Linked DNA regions of Homo sapiens: region 2 is linked to region 1. Evidence: chromatin loops called from intact Hi-C (ENCODE). Cell type or tissue: endothelial cell of umbilical vein. All regions are shown on one strand.

Region 1 (2,500 bases):
AGTAAGAATGGCTCTAAAAATTTCAAATGAATTAAATGCCAGTTTTCACTGTCTAAACTTTCAACAGTCTAATAAATGAGGACTTTATCTGAAACCTAGGATCAGGGTTTAATGTGAACTGTGACACCTCACAGACAATATTAATACTGGGCACATAAAGGATTTGCTTTATCTACATGCATTTGGGGAATATGACCAAATAGATATAATGTATAATCATTAAGAGCTTGTCCAAAATTTTTAAAAATAACAAGTGACTTCTTTTTTTTAATAGATAATATATTCACATGCCTCCCACCTTTTATTCTTCATGTATCCTTCCTAAAGACATCTTTAGGATTGGCTGGGCGTGGTGGCTCACGCCTGTAGTCCCAGCACTTTGGGAAGCTGAGGCAGGCGGATCACTTGAGGCCAGGAGTTTGAGACCAGCCTGGCCAAAACAGGGAAACCCCATGTCTACCAAAAATTACAAAAGCTAGCCGGGTGTGGTGGCGCATGCCTGTACTCAGCTACTTGGGAGGATGAGGCAGGAGAATCACTTGAACCTGGGAGTCAGAGGTTGCAGTGAGCCGAGATCAAACCACCGCGTTCCAGCCTAGGTGACACAGCAAGACTGTCCCACCCCCTCCATAAAAAAAAACAAAAAAAAAAACTTTAGGATATCTTATATAAGCACATAGTAATATGTGTTTCTATTTACACACACACACACTACTCTGCTTTTTCGCTCAACATGGAGACTTTTTTCATATAAATGTGTACATATGTGTGTGTGCATATATATACATACATACACACACATATGTGCCTATATATACATATAATGCATGCTACATAGCATATATATATATATATATATATATATATATATATATATATATAGCCTCATTATCTAGGGGCTACATGTAATTCCACTTAAGAGATAAAAGTACTAACGTTTATTTGCATATTTCCCTGCTGATGGATAAGGCAGTTTCCAGTCTTTTTCTTTTTTGAGACAGAGTCTCTGTTGCCTAGGCTGGAGTACAATGGCGTGATCTTGGCCCACTGCAAACTCCACCTCCTAGGTTCAAAGCGATTCTCCTGCCTCAGCCTCCCAAGTAGCTGAGATTACAGGCATGTGCCACCAAACCCAGCTAATTTTTCTATTTTTAGTGGAGATGGGGTTTTCACCATGTTGGTCAGGCTGGTCTCGAACTCCTGACCTCAGGTGATCCACCCGCCTCAGGCTCCCAAACTGCTGGGATTACACACGTGAGCCACCGCCCCCGACCCCAATCTTTTTCTATTACAAATAAGTCTACAACAAATATAGTTTTTATGTAGCATTTCATATACATAACAGTATTATCAGTATGGTAAATTCCCGGAAGCACACTGACTGAGTCAGAGGATATGTGTATTTTTAATTTTGATAAAAAATTTCCACATTGCTCTCCAATTCTGTGCCAATTTAGATTCCCATCAATCATGATTGAGAGTACCTATTTCCTTGCACACTTGGCAAGGCTTACCAACCTCTTCCGCATTGCTTGTATGGGATGAAAGGTGGTATTTCTTTGTAGTTTATTTTTCACTTCCTTTTCATTGGACTGCCTGTTCTTGTACTTGCTCTGTTTTTGTTATTTTTTCTGATGAATTTGTAAGAGTGGTCTATAAATTTAAAAAATTAGTCCTTTGAGTATAATACCTCAAAACTTTATGCCAGTTTGTTGTTTCACCATTGCCTTTGTTTATTGTGGTTTTCTCAGCAGGATGTTTTCACCTTTACATAACTGAGTTTATCAATATTTTTCTTATAGCTTCTGGATTTTATATTATGCTTCCCACTCTAATGATAAAACACACTTTTCTATCCAAGTGAAATTAATTTTGATATAAAGACTAATATATGAACCAATCTAATTTTCTTTTATAAATATATAAATATTCAGTTGTTCCAAATATCATTTACTGATAATCCATGACTTCTCAACTCACAGGCAATGCCTCCTTTAATATATACAATATTCCTGCATGCATTTGGCCTACTTGGTCTCTAGTCTTTCATTTACTAGTCTATTCATGTGCTTAGATAATTGTTTTAATTATTATAATTTTATATACATTTTAATATCTGATAGGTTGTTTCCCTCCACCCCATCCCTCATTATTTTTCTTTTTACAAAATTTTCTATAAATTCTTGCAAGTTTATTTACATGAACAGCCTTTCTTGTCAAAAAAACTATTGGTATTATGATTGAGATTATGTTGAAACATTTTATGTTAACTTAGGGAGGTTAAATGTTTAATATTGAAATTTCTTATCCAAGAATATGGTATGCCTTTCCAGTTATTCAAGTTTCCTTTTGTATCCCTGGCGAACTTTAGGTGTTTTTTATTCAGCAATTGGATCTTGCACACTTATTATTAGTTTGTTGCCAGGCATTTTTTGTTTTTATTATAAATGAGATCTTTGTTTCCATTATATTTTCTAACTATCTAGAAAAGCTATTGATT
Region 2 (2,500 bases), 960 kb after region 1:
TGTCTTTGGTCTCTGGCTGTTTGGTTATTTTTGGAAACTTTTATGGAATATTAACTTCATTTGCTCTAATTCTGCAGGAAGCCACATTGGAAGTGCAAGAAAATATAAATGATTAAAAAGCAGAAGTGAAAAAAAAATAACCACGGATTTTGCCCCAACCTTCTTTAGGTAATATATTAACTGCATCTCTTCAAAATTGCGGGACCCCAATCTCCACTATTATCCCAGTTCTAACATGGCTGCATTCAACACGGTACACACACTGGTGTTAGCAGACTTTTTTCATTGTCTGTTGTTTTCCCAGAGATAAACCTAAGTAAAGGAAATACTTTTCCTAAGTATAGGAAAGTAACATTTTAAATCAGTGTATTTTAAAATCTATGATGTGGCAGTGGAGAAAAACACACAGCTAGCTAACCAACTGACCAAGCAAGCTCTAACCTAAGCTCTAGATTAAAACCAATTGAAATAGCCAAACACAAACAGTAAAAAATAAACATGAAACTTGATGTATTATTTAAAGTACATTAAGTTTTTGACTTCCCAGGTTCTCACAATACATTATCTTTCTTAAACCAGGTCTTTACAAGAGACACCAACCTTAAGTGACACAAAAGAGTTTTTTAATCCCAATTAGTTTGGTGTCCTTTGTTGATATTATTCTGTCTTTTTTGTCTGACCAACAATAATGAATAACCCACAAACGCTAATGAATAACTAACTCCCTTTGTCTCCAAGGACAGCAGAGCCCAGCAAGAAATGTCAGAAGCCCTGAAGTAAAATAAAAACTCTTATAATGAAAATCTTCCCAATTATATATTCCTCCGGGTACTACAAATGTAAAATTGTCTTAAATATTTAAATAGTTGTGTCAAATGTACTTAAAGTGGGGATCATAAAGCTGATTTCCCAGACGCTGTGAAAAATGCATTTCTACGAGTCAAATTACAATGAGTAACTGTTGGAGCAGGAAGTAGGGGAAATACAATATAACCGGGATCCTTCAAACACAAATCCTAGCGAGACTAATAAGTTGCCAACTGCACCCTGTCCTGCCTGCTTACTCAGTGGCTCAGATACATAGGAACACATTCACCTCCGCTCATTAAAAATTTACATGTAGTAAGTGATCAATTTTTAAACTAATTTCTATTATCTTAGAAACATAAAACTAAAAGTAACTCTTCCTTGTCGTAGACAGAGCAAAAAAAATACACTGATGTTGCTGAAAACACTGACAAGTGTGCAACAAGATAGTGTGACGAAGAACTCAGTAATGTTGTATTTTAATTGGAACTCACTATCTTTCTCTAATATATTTCCTAACTCTGTCCGTAGAAAAGGCTTACAAGCAATGACATCCCACAGTCAACAAGAACACCCTTTCAGCCAGTTTTCCAGATATTCCCCACTAAGAGGGACTTGAGCTTCTTGGGAAAATGCATGATTCCAGGTATGGGGCACGCAAATAAAAGTGAGCCTAGAACATCTTGTTATGCCTGTAAGCAAGGAAGTACTTAATGGGAACATGTCATAAAGACACAAGAATTGACTTCAAGGGGCTCCCACTGGTCAAATTTGGGACAGTTTGAGCATCACAAAGAATAATGATGGTAATGAATTCTAACAGAATAATTTAAAAAAAATCCATGAGTGATTCTGTAGTGATTCACAAAAAGAGAAGGGAGAGAAACTCCTCTCTCTAGAAGAATACCAGCTAATAAACATAGCAGGAATAAAAGAATCAGAAAATCACCACTATGCAACCAACCATGTAAAAACTGATTCTGACAAGTATCATCAATGGATGCTATGAAAGATTGTTGGAGGACAAGATATTCGCACAAGGTTACTTATACATTTTGAAAGAGAAAGTGTCCTTCACAATGCAGAGATCTGGTAACACCACCTTAGCCAGGTGATCAAATATAGCATCACAAATACTAGGATGAAGCAGCATTCAGTGCTTCTGGGTATAATGCAATGTGTGGTACACAAATCACCTTCATAGTGTTCTTGTCAAAAATATTTAACCTGAATCCAATCATGAAGAAATTATCAGACAAACCAGAGTGTGGAACAAGACAACTCACCTAAACTCTTTAAAAATATCAGCGTGGCTGGGCACGGTGGCTCATGCCTGTAATCCCAGCACTTTGGGAGGCTGAGGCAGGTGGATCATGAGGTCAGGAGTTCAAGACCAGCCTGGCCAAGATGGTGAAACCCCATCTCTAATAAAAATACAAAAGTTTCCGGGCGTGGTGGCAGGCACCTGTAATCCCAGCTACTCATGAGGCTGACGCAGAGAACTGCTTGAACCCAGGAGGCAGAGGTTGCAGTGAGCCGAGATCGCGCCACTGCACTCCAGCCTGGGCAACAGAGCAAGACTCCATCTCAAAAAAAAAAAAAAAAAATATATATATACACACACACACACACACACACACACACACACACACACATAATACATATTATATATATTTTATATTATATATATATC

Evidence for each region. Hi-C counts contacts between places; a loop is a spot of excess contacts. Peaks named below come from ENCODE experiments on the same cell type or tissue, not always from the same donor. Only the 100,000 strongest peaks of a DNase experiment are listed, where the experiment ranks them.
Region 2: a loop joins it to region 1, with 4 times the contacts of the local background. A loop is called at or near these places in 1 of 110 quality-filtered maps.

What each region holds. Positions count from the first base shown.
Region 1 is chr9:3,319,930-3,322,429 of GRCh38, forward strand. All of the region lies in intron 4 of RFX3 (regulatory factor X3), which reads right to left. Among named protein-coding and RNA genes, the nearest start is that of LINC01231, 140 kb to the left of the region's middle. In endothelial cell of umbilical vein, no CTCF peak of the experiment used is centred here; a DNase peak (open chromatin) is centred at 1,432; H3K27ac peaks cover 953 bases.
Region 2 is chr9:4,276,902-4,279,401 of GRCh38, forward strand. The region is part of intron 2 of GLIS3 (GLIS family zinc finger 3); the gene reads right to left. Among named protein-coding and RNA genes, the nearest start is that of GLIS3-AS2, 21 kb to the right of the region's middle. In endothelial cell of umbilical vein, no CTCF peak of the experiment used is centred here; a DNase peak (open chromatin) is centred at 950; H3K27ac peaks cover 683 bases.